3 separate regions of the Mus musculus genome follow, and regions 1 and 3 are each linked to region 2. A link is a contact called in ENCODE Hi-C or POLR2A ChIA-PET data. All regions are on one chromosome and are shown on one strand. The core of a region is the stretch at or near the end of the contact, and the rest is flanking DNA. Distances in the headings are between cores, read along the strand shown. Region 1 holds the start of Spata5 (spermatogenesis associated 5). Region 2 holds the start of Spry1 (sprouty RTK signaling antagonist 1). Region 3 has its middle 23 kb from the start of Gm20755.

The links. Hi-C counts contacts between places; a loop is a spot of excess contacts on that map. ChIA-PET counts read pairs that join two places held with the same protein, here RNA polymerase II (POLR2A).
Region 1: POLR2A ChIA-PET joins it to region 2 with 14 read pairs in Patski. The contact joins the promoter of Spata5 here to the promoter of Spry1 in region 2. POLR2A ChIA-PET finds 5 or more read pairs at or near these places in 2 of 5 experiments (Patski and embryonic stem cell).
Region 3: a map of heart shows a loop between it and region 2 (3-fold over the local background). The contact joins the enhancer-like site here to the promoter of Spry1 in region 2. A Hi-C loop is called at or near these places in 4 of 37 maps with a recorded cell type or tissue (gastrocnemius and heart). POLR2A ChIA-PET finds 5 or more read pairs at or near these places in 1 of 5 experiments (Patski).

What each region holds. Positions count from the first base shown.
Region 1 is chr3:37,417,831-37,422,585 of GRCm38, forward strand. Spata5 (spermatogenesis associated 5) reads left to right here and starts at 2,120. Exons shown (of 16, transcript NM_001163511.2): 1 at 2,120-2,670. The coding sequence starts at 2,511. It overlaps Nudt6 (nudix (nucleoside diphosphate linked moiety X)-type motif 6), which reads right to left and starts at 1,766. Exons shown (of 5, transcript NM_001291044.1): 1 at 1,512-1,766. The coding sequence starts at 1,740.
Region 2 is chr3:37,638,042-37,642,542 of GRCm38, forward strand. Spry1 (sprouty RTK signaling antagonist 1) reads left to right here and starts at 1,906. Exons shown (of 3, transcript NM_011896.3): 1 at 1,906-2,064; 2 at 2,479-2,767.
Region 3 is chr3:37,873,295-37,877,493 of GRCm38, forward strand. No RefSeq gene overlaps it. Among named protein-coding and RNA genes, the nearest start is that of Gm20755, 23 kb to the right of the region's middle. Within about 2 kb of position 1,622, at least 1 of the 3 ENCODE cell types and tissues checked has a DNase peak (open chromatin) inside an H3K27ac peak, as active enhancers do; it is heart, where a contact is called at or near this core.

The DNA.
Region 1 (4,755 bases), core at 870-3,369, 220 kb before region 2:
TCTATGTGATTCCAGGCAAGGTAATTACCTCTGTAATCCTGGAAGCGAGGCAGGGGTGGGTCATGAGTTTGTAGTCAGCTTGAGCTATCTATAACATTTACCTATCTCAAAATCCCTCTGCCAAGGAAGTATTCTATGTAGGGCTAAGTATACTATAATCCTACTATCTGAGTTATGTAAAAGCAGTGGTAAATAGTGACCTTCATATGCAATATGCTTTAACAGCCTTTACTAACTCATTACAGACAACATCTAATCTCCTTAAAGAGACATCGAATCAGGCTTTCTCCTCAGATAAGCTCCTGTTTACAGGAACTGCCAACTAGTTTGGTTTAATTCCATCACAACAGAACTATTGGAAGCTCAAGAACAGTGTGAAGAAAGCAAAGACCAGAGCCAGAGGGAGGTACCCGTTGTCTCTGGGCCTTGGCACCATCATCCTTCAACTGGGCAGAGCATGTACTTCCAGGTTATGGAGATGAGATACATTCCTAGTTGTTAGATTCTTAAAACAATGTCTAATACTTGATAATGACAGTGAAATGTTTTATTAAAGGGGTCTCATTCAGCGTGTCTTTGATCACACTTATCCAGTATTCAGAGCTGGCTAGCATTAGAAGTCTTTTTAGTGGTCATTTGATTAATGAATACCTGGAAAAGTTCGTAACACAATCTTGAACTCGAACCTTGGACTTGTTTCAAGATCCAATACACTTCTGGAGTGGTGCTTAGATTATCATCTCCCACTGGGAAAAACTATCTAAGTATGGCAAATGCCTGTGCCCATCCATATACGTGCACATATCAGAGGATGAACTGATTCGATTCTCCTACTGGTGAAAGTGTTGAAGTCTAAGCACTTATAAGCAGGAGAGATGATGTTAAATAGCCTTGTTTGAAGATTAAACAGCATTAGAGTCGCTAACTTGCCGTGTTTGTTGCTCACAGAATAAAGATCATTTGTGGTTTCCTGGTTATGTGAAAGGATCTTTTCCATTCCATGCTAAATTTCCATGCTATGCCTTCAGTTTGAAAAACAGGCTGTTCTAACAAATCAGACACTTATCCCAAAGTGAGGGGGACTCCTTCACACAAGCATCCTTTCAGATAACTGGGTTCACCGTTCAAAGCCAGTGATGTACCAGTGATGTGTTCCTACTGAAAACTGCAAAGCTCTGTGGGTAGATGCAAGCACTGGCACCCATCCCGGTTAGGAAACCGTTTTGCTTGGCAAAGCATGTGGCAGAATCCAAGTAGCAGCAAAACTAAGGTTGCAAGGTAGCACACAGTGAGGCTGTCAGTGTTTACTAAGAGTTAAAGGCGTGGCCGACACCGTGCTAGGCGCTGCGAATCCCGTGTCAGTCTCAGGGGCAAGCATTCAGGGTTCGGGCCGGGACGTGGCTGAGGGCACTTCCAGGTCACAGCGAGAGGACCGCTGGGTGTCCTTTCAGCTTTCACCTCAGAGCCCACACGCTCCGCCCTGGTTTCCGGGGCCCGAGACCCGCACTTGCCCTGCAAGAGCCTCCGGAAGGCGGCGGCATCCAGCCCGTGCAACGTATGGTGCCGCGACAAGTGCACCGAGACGCCCCCAAATCTGTCCAGCTCGCCTTGTAGCTCGGCCCCGCAGGAGCCCGGGGTCTCCAGGCCGCCCGAGGCTGTGCGCCGCCCCGGCCGGAGCCTGGCTCCGCCCGCGTAAAGCAATGTGGAGAACCAGTAGCGGGTCCTCCTCACCCACCACATGGCTGCACCTAGCCTTTCCGTTCTCCCCTTCCCGCCCCGCCCACATCGCCTGACGTAGCATCTCTTCCCTGTCGCACGCCCCGCCCCTTCCAGCCCTGCCCGGTCTACCACGCCAGACGTAGCCTGGTCTCATCCTGGGCGCACGCCCCGCCCCTTCCCGCCCCGCCCACATCGCCTGACGTAGCCTTGTCTCCTCCAGGGAGCACGCCCCGCCCCTTCCCGCCCCACTCTCGTGACCCCGTGCAACCTCACCTCTTTCCGGCGATCGCCCCGCCCCATCTCGCGGCGAACACTCTCAGGCCTCTTCCGGAGCTCGCTCCGCCCCTTTTCGCTGGGAGGAGGGCCGACCGTAAACTCTCGAAACGTGTCTCCACCCGCTAAGCTTGAGCTGGACTTGCCATTTGGTAGAGCTTAGTGGAGCTGACTGTCCTCGACGGGTCTGGAACAGAGAGGAGAAACTTTCGGATTTTGTTGTTGTTACTTTAAGCCCAACCACATTCGCTTCGGGACTAGGCAAAGCAGCGGAACAGCCGAAGTCCACTTTTCAAGGGTTCATAACGTCAACGGCGGTGCCTACGCCTAGCCCTTCTTTCTTTCCGAAACGGTGTCTTGCGAGACCCTCGCTCTCCGCCTCCGCCTCGTGGGTGGCGCTTCTACGCGGAGCATTACGGCGTGCGCGCCGCGCCGCTGACCTCTGACCCGGAAGTTTGATCCCCGTGCCGCGCACGTTGAGCCGGCTCGGGGCTGCTTTTCTCCGACAGCCTGCGGTCATGTCTTCCAAGAAGAACCGAAAGCGGCAGAAGGAGGGCGCGGAGGGCGCCTCGCCCTCGCTCTCTGCGGCTCCGTCCCGCTCAGGGACCTCGACTCCTTTCGCCCAGCCGAGCCCGGCGGCGCCGGGGATGCTGGTGGTGACCAACTTCCTTGAGAAAGGTGAGGAAAGCGCGGGCAGCCGCGGGGCTGAGGCGCCTGAGGGGAGCGCGGCGTGTGGAGGTGGGCGTGACGCGGGAGCCCGCGGACCGCCAGGCGGCCCGGCCCGAGGCGCCCGCCCGGCCCTCTTTGCAAAAAGTTGAGGATTGCCTTTTTACTTTTTCCTCTTTCATACGTACTTCGGGAGCACTGGCGATGGCGTACGCCACGGGACCTTGACTAGCAACCCTCGAGGTGGCCTTGGCTCCTTGGAGACTCACTGTCCAGTCAGCCCGGCAAAAACGGTTCTTACCTAGTGAGCCTAGCCTGCGCTCAAACGCTAACTTGTGACGATGAACGCGTACTGCCTAACAGCGCTCTGGCTGTAGGGACAACGGCAGCGTTTAGTTACTGCTGTTGACTAGTCGCACCCTGGTGTTAGTCCTAAGTTATCCCGTCACGTGTGCCGCTCCTCTGGTTTTTCACAGAAACTGTGGTCAAAATGAGTACGGAAAGGTCAGGTCCCCATCTCACAGATCAGAAAAGGCTAACGGAGTCGCATATCAGGTACCCAGGCACCAGTGGCTGGCAGAGTCCGTGTTGGAGTACAGGTCTCTTTGATTCCGGAGCTGTTTGTCTGAGATGAGTTTTGTTGGCTTGGTGAATGGACAGACTTCACGTCTGAAAAATGAGCTACTTGGTAAACCTTTTAGCTTGTATGATGTGTAGTGGTTCTGAAAAGTGGAGCAGACTGACGAGGGACATAGTTTTTTTTGTGTGTCCAGAAAGATTGTCAAGACTGTCTTAGCATTAGCACAGTGTTTAATCTGCCTTAGCAATCAGGATACAGCTTGTTCTGTTCTGCAGATTCAACAGCTTTTCAAGTAGTTCCTTCCCACTGTCATTTACACATGTCAATTCTCTACTGCCTTACACCACTGGAAAGGTTTCACAGTGTCTTCCCGCCACCCCCCTCTCTCTGTACCTTTTAATTGTCTACTCACTAAATGGAGTGTTCTCTGCATGCTTGTCAGTCACATACCACAATTTCCATGCCATGGTCTCTTGGGCACTGCTTTGTAATGGTCACAGATAGTCTCCGTGTTGTCAAATCCAGTGGCTGGTTTTCATTACTCGCCTTTTGACTCTGTAGCCTTTGCCAGTGTTAATCTTTTCTTCCTCAAAACATCTTCCTACTTATTTTATTTACCGTTACACTTTCCTAGTTTTTCTCCATGTGCATTGGCAGTTATTTTCTCTATTCCATCTGATTCTGAAATACTGAAGTTTCTCAAGTTTAAGTCTGATACCCTCTTTCTTCTCTAAATATTCTTTAAGGCAAGAATATCCAAAACTAAGTTTCCCATTTATATTCTCATCAATTTTGATTTTATTTTTGTACAGCATACTATTTTTGAGTCTTAAGTTGTGCTTTATGTCATGATTTCTCAAACATTTTATGTAGCAAAGTTAAAAATGTTCAGTAGGTCACAGATTGACACTTTAATAAGATAGTGTAATTAGAAAAAGTTTAAAAAGCAGAATAATGAAATTTATTGGGTTCACAGACACAAACTTTTGTCTGCTTGCAGTAAAAGTTTCTAAGTGATTTTTTTCGTACTTAACCTTACTATGAACTAGTAACAAGTAGTTTGTACGTTATATTTTGAATAGCATTGTCCATTACCTCTTCCCTTAATTTCAGTCACTTAATCAACTTCCTAAGCTGTTGTCTTCTTCCAGTAATGCAAGCTTTAATCCTTACAAAATTCAGAAACCTAGGAGTCAGGCATAATGCCACCCATTCTCTCCTCAGTGTCTGTTCCGTTGCTGATGTCATCCAGATAGTCTCTGTGTTCCTCTTCCTAGCACTCCTGCTGCTTCTCAACAACTCAAACAGCATCATCTCCCACCTAATAGCATTGTCCATTACCTCTTCCCTTAATTTCAGTCACTTAATCAACTTCCTAAGCCGTTGTCTTCTTCCAGTAATGCAAGCTTTAATCCTTACAAATTTCAGAAACCTGTTCTCTTACTCTTTTTCTACTTTATAGTTAGCATGTTTTTTAAAATAAAAATTTGTCATGGTCCTACTATTAATCCCTATGG
Region 2 (4,501 bases), core at 656-3,155:
AATGTTCCCTACCCCAGTTGTTTATTCCTAGACTAGACTCACTGCAACTGAGCTTACTAAATAAAGCACAAGGTCTGTTTTAAACTAAAAATTTATAGTTTGTCTCAAGTCTCATGACTGCAGGCAATTAAAAAGGTGAAGCTGACTTCATTAAATGTCTTCCAGATTCAAGGTTACTAAATCCTAACCTAGGAACGTGTGATCTCAAGAAACACACAATGGAGGCATTTAAGCAGAATCAATTTTGTGCAATATATTTGATTTTGAAATAGACCATGACCTTTGAAGGTAATATTTTTAACATTTTATGGATTATTATTACTATTATTATTATTAAAAATTTTTAAACTTAAGAGATTTGTTTTAGCACATCTCTGGTCCAAATATTCTGAAATGTAAATAGGAATCTTTGAAATTATGTTTTTATAAGTGTTATGTGGTTCAAACTCTCCATTGTTGCCTCTCCTCATCTTATTACATTGGAGAATTGGCCCCAAATTTGTGCAGACAGCTGGGAAGAGCCAGATAACACACTCTGATGAGATACTGTATTTCTTACTTGACACTGCAAATCTCTTCACGCACAAAAAGAACAAAAGCAGATCCACTGGAGAAACCTCATTATGCTCCTACATCTGTGAAAAATAGACAAGACACAAAAGCCCCACCAACTCTACATTTGAAAATATGACTTTAACACATCCCCTTGCATGAAGGGTGAACAAACAGCTTCTTGGCTTTTAATACGTTCTATTACCTTCTAGTGCACTTTCTTACTGCTGATCTTCTTCATAGGGAGTGTCCTGGGTTCCTTGCATGTAATTCCACACATAACCGTGAATTCTAAAAACATTCAAAAGCTTGCAAATGCATTATGCCAACAACAACAAAAACTTTATAAAAACTCACTGCAATTGTTAAGACTTAAAAAAAAAATTACTTTGAACCCAAAATATCCTAACTCACATTCACAGGTGATTTAGATCATGGAGTTTTTGTTTATCAAATACCATTCCTGATAAAATTCCCTGGAAAAATATTTTCTATCAATATTTTGGGGGTCTTAGGTTATTTTTAAAACTCTATGGAATTTTTAATTCCACATACAGCCCTTTTCACTACATCCTGAGCTATAGCGTCCATATAATAAATAACCAAATTCCATAGTATGTAAAGACGCAAAAAGCATTCCCAGCTTACTAAAGTCCCCCACCCCGTGACAGACATATGGCTAAAGCTAAAACTTCCTGATGAGTTATGCTTATTTTATTTCATTTAAAATGCATTGGTGTTTTGGACAAAATTATACAAACATTACAAAGCAGGAAGAACTTGGGCCCCGTTTTCTCCCCTTCCCCTCCCCCCGTGTAATTTTAGGGATCGTATCACAAACCAAATGGAGCAATCACTAAAACCCCACAGCAGGAAATCCCACCCTTTAGTGTGTAATTATATTACATTTGCAAAAATGACTGTTCTTTCTGAAACTTTCATATTTCGCATGATCTGAACTTTGCACTTTTCCCTTTATCTGGGGGCACGGTGTCATGGTGTACACATTTTTTTTTCCGTTGTTGTTGGTGGTTTGTTATTGTTTTTTAAATGTTCTTCACAACTCTTTTTAAACTCAACTCTAAGGGTGGCTGCACCAGTCCCCTTAAATTGGAGGCTGACAGCTCACGACTGACAGGGGCCCTGGAATGCCCGCTCCTCCCCAGTTGCGCTCGCAGGACTCCTGCAGGCAATCGACTTTTGTTAGAGCGTCCTCGAGTCCACATCCACGATCGCTGAAATCCTGCTCCGGGTTTTCGTGCAGCCCGCGTGATTGACACATGATATCACCGGGGGCGGGTCCCGGCGTGGAGGTGGAGGTGGCGGCGACGCTGAAATGCTGCGGAGCCCGCGCGCGAGTGCTCAGCACGCAGGGGTTTGCGGCGGCCCCGCAGCCAGAGCTCTGCGGGCTAAGGAGCGGCTGCGAGCGGCGTGCATGTGCCGGGAGGGCCGGCCCCAGGCTCTGCACTAGGTAAGAGCCTTCCCCTCCCGCCGAGGACCTGGCAAGATCAGGTGAGAATGGTGCTTTATTTTATTTTATTTTCGAGGAGCTGGACGTTTTCGGAGCTGGCTCTAGCTCTGTGCCCGGCGCTTTGCGGTCGGCCCTGCAGCGAGTTCCGTAGCCAGGCAGCGAGTTACGCGTGTGCGAACGCGGGCTGGCACCGCCGCGCACCCGCGTGTCTGTGCGCATTGTTGGGGACCGACCCGCCGGGCGCTCGTGCCAGACCTGACTTTTCCCGTCCCTGCGTGCGGGCTTGCCTCGCGCAGACGCGTCTCTCGGACGCGCTTTGGACTGCGGGGCATTCCGTGGGGGCAAAACGTGCACGGCCGTGTGTGTCCGGGGCTCGTGGCTGTCCATCTCGGCGAGCAGGACAGCGTCCCGGGCTGGCAAGGGACTCACGTGTTTCTGTCTCTGCTCGTCTGCAGCCGGCGTGGCGACTGCGGGGACGCGGACCTGCGGGGACCCGAGAGCCCGGGACGACGCCGGGCCGCGCGCCTGACGACCGGGACGGGACGGTGCTGTGGAGCGGGCGCCGCGCGCACCCGGCGGATGTCCCCGAGCCGCCCTCGGCCGCCGCCAACCGCGGAGAAGCGCCCCTGCCCGGGGGCCGCCGAGGCCGCAGCGCGGGCCATGCGCGCCCGGCCGCCCCGCCGCGCTTGATGCGGCGCGCGCTCCGCCCGCTCGGCGCCCCCGGCCGGCGCCGCGGAGGCCGAGGTGAGTGCGGGCGGCAGGTGCGGGCCGGGGCGGGCCGGGCGGTCCTGGCGGTCCTCGCGCAGCCCGTGCCAAGCGCGCGGCACCCGATGGCGCTGGGGACCCAGCGCCCGCCTGTGCTCGGAGCGCAGTGCCGCGGGACGCGGGGAGAGGGCGCTGCCTCCTCCCGCCCGCGAGCTGTTTTCATTCATAACTTTATCCGGCCGGACCTGCCGCGGCTCGGTGCCCCTGAGGTCTCGGCGTGGGGCCCAAGCGCCCGACGGTGCTACCCACACTGCTGTCCGCGGGTGCGCACCGGCTTCGCTCTGGACAGTTGCGGGGTGCCTAGGTGCTCCGCCTGAGCGAACTTGCTTGGGAATGCCCTGTAAAATGCAAATTAAAGCCGTGCCTAGGGGTTTCATAACTCAAACAAGCCGTGCCCACGTCTTCCTTTCTTGTGGATGAGACTTGGCATATTTAAAGTCTTCGTTATGGAGTTTTAAATTTTTAAAAAATAGATATGGCACAGGAGCAAGGATGGGCAGTTTTCTAGTGTCGTTTAGGGCTTCGGCACCACAACATGCTGTTATGGCCGTGCATCTCATGTGCGGAGAAGGTAGTTATAAGCTTAGAGGGGCCTCCAAAAAGCTAACACATATGTAGTCTGGGGACATTAGTTAGCATCCATAGTAAACCGACGTATTTGTTTTGATTTTCTTTGGATGCCAGAAAAGTGCAAAGGGGTGCCTTCTTGAATTAAGGTGCATCTGTGAGTTCGGAAGGCATTTGTGTAAAAAAATATCTTAGATACCTATTGCCCAGAAACAGAATCGAAAGAGTTTGGTCTGTCTCAGGAAGAATACGTTATAAATTGGAAGCTATTTCCTTTTGACATGGAAGTTGTGTTTGTTGTCTATCAGTGTATTTATTTTACTACAAAAAGCAGGTCAATTCAGGGCTTGTGAAAATCAAGGTCTGTCGTGCTAATAAATGAAGGGAATTAAATATAATGTAAAAAGACCAGGGCTCCTCTCCCTGCTTTAAAGGGCTGACACTTGTGCATAAGTTATCCTCGTTGTGTGGGGGAGCCTTGATTAACCTTTAAGGAAAGCTAAGTCCACACCGTCCGGGTTGTGTTCTTTGTGGCAGAGCACTCTTCATTCTTTGTAGCTTCCTTTGCTCGTCTCACAGATCTGTGTGATGAGCTAGCTTCAGACCCGGACTTCTGCTGAAAATGGCCTTTTGAGATTCCGAGTGAGCTTGGAATAGCCGGTGTTTTGGAAATTGCCTTGATTAATTTTCTCATTAATCTAAAGCTCGTAACAGCATATAAATGGCCGAGAGGCCACAGCACTAAAGCCATTCTTAATCTTTAAAAAGTAGCTGACATTTTCCTTACGTGAACTGCCAGTGAACTGACAGTGAACTCTGAGAACAGTTCCAGGGCTCACACTGAATTGCTCTTTCGAAGGCATATTTCATTTTAATTATTTGTTAGGTTTGCAAACAGGAAGACACGACTTCCTCTGCTTCTTAGAAGCTGGAGAGCAACTTCTAATTTTTAAGGCATGAGGTCTTTGCTGTCTTCCTGTGATATGGTCCTCTGCAATCTTTTTTTTGGAGTTGGACTCTGGCCAGGCTTCGGCATCATTGAAATCAGCCGATGAAGGGGATCATTACCAGGTGGCTTGGGGAATTTGTTACTTGACAGCAGCCCTTCTCCCCCAAATCCGCTTTCTGTCGCTTATTTTCTCTCTC
Region 3 (4,199 bases), core at 372-2,871, 230 kb after region 2:
GGCGCAGTATTTTGCAGGCAAACTTTGCCGGGTGACAGAGAAAAGGGAGTCTGTACTGTGACCTTTTCTTATGAAGCAATGAGTCTGGGAAAAGGTGGTCCCAAGGTTGACTCATTGCTAAATGATGCCAAGGGGAAAATTATCTAGGATTCCTTGAGCAATCCCACGACAGAGTGGTGGCCGAGGAGAGGAGAGTCAAGGAGGATTTCTGTTTGTGTGAATTTTGTGTGAAGAATTCTCTTACCTGGAGGCCAATAATGTTATAGGTTTATGGATCCCAAATCTGATACAGTTTTGGAATGCACTTTAAGAAAAATGATCTAAAGCACAGAATCTGGGCTAGAGATGGCAGTCAAGGTCATTGAGAGGATGAGGTCCGCTTCTTAGGATGACAGTAAGCAGGTTGCATTTCTTCCTTTGCATCTGTGACCTCCCTGAATCACAGGAAGGCAGGTCACTTGAGCTGCAAAGAGGTAGGAAAGCAAGTGTCTGCTGTCTGTGGTGCTGGGGAAGGGGAGAAGGATTTGTATTGGATGAGAACCACTTTGTCCCTACTGATGTCTGTGGGTGGATGCCTAATATCCCACAGTGGGACAGAAGTCCGCTGTCAAGCATGTTTGACTTGGTGGGATGCAGTGAGTTAATGCGTTCTCCCACTCATGTTCCTCTAGGATCACAGTATAATACTGGTCATCATGTGAGGGAAATGCTCATGAGCAGAGCACCTGTGGCCTCCCAGAGAGCCTCGTCAGGGACGCTGCTTCCAGTTCTGTGGGTTGTGGAGACACAGCAATTCTTTCTGTGCTTCTATACTCCCAGGCATCTCCTTTAGCTCATGAGGGGCCCCATGTCATCTGTACAATTCTCTGTAGGAAATTCTTTCTCCTTTCGAATGGTTTCTCCTGTCATATATGTGTGTGTGTGTGTTTAATTCATTTTAATATATCAGCAACACGATATTAATTGCACCAACAATTCTTTAGTTTTAAGGCCCCATCTAGGAAAGTTATCATGGCTAAAGTACAGAATATTTAGCCAGTATATTGGGGCAAGTGTGTAGGTGGGTGGTAGAGAATTTGTCTAAGATGTATGAGGGCCTGGTTCTCTCTCTCTCTCTCTCTCTCTCTCTCTCTTACACACACACACACACACACACACACACACACACACACACACACTCATACACACAGTATCTTGTCAACACTGACACAAAGCCAACTCTGTACTTGGGGTTAGCTAGCAAAACTTGATTGTGCCCAAAGGCAGCAATTTCAACACAGGCAACAGTGACAAGTGTCCTATGCTATTTCCTCACTTACAAGTCTTGTCACGGCATATTTGAATCTCCAGGTACTATTGAAGCCAAAATGTCTAGAGTCCAGTTTCTGAGGCTGGAGTCAGCTCTGTAGTGTGTCAGTCACCTGGCTTTGTAGGAGCAGTCTTGGAGTGATGTCCCAACTGTCGGCTCCTTCCCTGATTATTCTTGCTGTAAGGTAAATGGTGAAGGACCTCAGAGTCGAGGGCTCAAACCCTTAGAGTCATAGTTGGACCGTTTAACAGGAAGCTGACTGGAGAAGACAAGAGCTTCCCCAAGCCCTCTGAGCACCTGGCTATGCTCCTGAAGAGGACTTCCAAACAAGAGTGTGCCTTAGGCGGCTTCCCAGCTTCCAGCTGGATCCTGGAAAAGGCTCTTCCTCAATTTCCTGTTCTTCAGCATCATGGAAAGTGGTTTATTGCTCACCCCAACCCTGCTGCTGCTTTTCACATGGAAGGAGAATGTGTTACCCACAATTCTTTGCCATGAAGAGCACAGGAAACCGTTGGAGATGAGACTGCGATCCAGCTCCAGAGTGTAAGGAATGAGTGATCTCTCTCTCTCTCTTATATTCACACATGCGCACGCATGCACGCACACACACACACACACACACACACACACTGATGAGGGTGGGGAGAGAAAGAGGGAGTAAAGGAGGGAAGGAGGAAGAGAGAGAGAGAGAGAGAGAGAGAGAGAGAGAGAGAGAGAGGGAGAGAGAGAGAAAGAGAGAGAGAGAGAGAGAAACAAGAGTCAGGCTTGAGTCCTGCAGTTATTTCTGGCTTTGAATTGTGTCCAAGTCTCATACATTCACAGACGGCCTCGCCAAGGCCCACAGCTGTCCTGCATTTTCAACAGATCCCACAGGGCCTCGATCAGGCTGAGAGACATTCCTTTGCTCTGACACAGGGCCTAGAAGGAAGGGCTGTAACCTCTGAGGCTGTGGAGGTGGGAGCCTGCCACCCTGACCTTCCCAAAGTGCCCAGACATACAGGTGCAAGAGTGTGCTGGATGGCACAGCCCAGAGTGTGGCAGGACCTGTGGGTGATTGTCCTCAGAGCCCACAAATCCAGTGTGCTCTACTTTCTGTGGCCGTGGTGGAGAGACACATGCTCCTGTTGCTGTTTGGGATGCTTGTCACAGGAAAGGCATGCTCCTCTGGAGATCTTCCCAGCTGTCAGTAATGTGCTGATATACCAAGGCCAGTCCTGAGCAGGCTAGCCAGATAAACAGGATGTCCACAGTGTGTGAGAACACATGAGTGGAGCGACCCTCTCTGCCCATCTGTCAGCCCCATAAGGGACTGTCGTGCCTTGCTCCATCTGCCTGTCTAGGGCAGGAAAACAGGCAGCATGGAACATATGTGAGAAAAGCCCTCTCCCTGGCTACAGGGGCCATTGGTGAGACTGGGAAATCTGACCTAAATGGGAAGGAACATGGCTTTCTTGTTAGTTGCTTACTTGTCGGGAAGTACTTTAAAGACATCCCAACACACAGGGGAAGACATAATTAGATCATCAGTGGCTGTTGTGGGAGACAAGGGGGCTGGTCTTCAGGAACAGCTCTGCATGCCAGTGGAATCAGCTTCATGTTTTCTTCTTGTCAGACACACACTGGTTATTTATGTGAATATACAGAGACAAGTGACGCCTGTGTCATTGTCCTTCTTGTTTTGGAGACACTGTGTCTGTTGACGATCAGTGTGTAAACACGCTCTCAAGGCGGCAGGAGGAGGCACAGAGGCCCCTCCAATAGTCTGTGCAGACTGGGCCCTTGGAGGAAGAGCAGCAGACATCCTGGTGTGGGCTCTTCTGTGGTTGAGGGTGTCGAAGGTGAACCCCACAGTAAGAATGTGCTGATAGGACATTAGAGTTGAAAGTGAACCCAGTTTCTCTTCTGACCTGAACTGATGGATATGGGAACGATTGCTGTGATTGCACAAGATCTCCCAGGAGTGTGGCCAGAAAGTCAGATATGTGATTCTAATTCTCGGGGGCCCTGTGATGCTCTCTGTGGCGTGGTACATGTTCTCTACTTCCGGTACATCAGACGCAGCTTCGTTTACGTGGATTCAGTGTTGTTACTTACTGCTTTGATTTGAATAGCAACTGTTTTAATTCTCTGTGTTTTAAACTACAGTAGAAAGAACAAGAAGAAAACTCCTTCCACTTTGTCTTTTATTAGCTCAAAATTTAAAATTTGAAAGAGTTTAATGGGGGCTGGAGAGATGGCTCAGCGATTAAGGGCACCGACTCCTCTTCCAAGGTCCTGAATTCAATTCCCAGCACCACATGGTGGCTCACAACCATCTGTAACAAGATCTGACACCCTCTTCTGGTGTGTTTGAAGACAGCTACATTGTGCTTAGATATATAATAAATAAATAAATAAATAAAAGAAAGAGTTTAATGATGTAAGTAAGATGAGGCTAATTGCATAAGAAAGCAATTTTACAGTCTGACTTGTTAGAGGGAATCAGTATATACTTTTATGTATATATGTTTGTAACTGCATGCTGGATCACACATAAAACTTTTGTGTGTATGATTTTTTACTTCCATGTCTGTGTGTTCACCATGTGTACATCTGAGGGTTCTAGCAAATGAACCCAGGTCCTCAGTAAGAGCAGTCAGTGCTCAGGGATCTTCAGGCCTGCAGAATCACAGGAAACCGCTATATTTTCATATACATGTAGATTTACATGTCTGCCCTCCCTCTCGCACGCTTGCTCCCTCTCTCCCTTCTTCCTCCTCCTCCTGTCTTATCCCCCCTTCTATTGTTGCTGCTCTTATTTAGGACAGGGTCTTGTTCTGCCTCTCAAGCTGGTCTGAAACTCACTGTGTAGCTTAAACCATCCTCAAACTCATATAATTCCTCCTGCCTC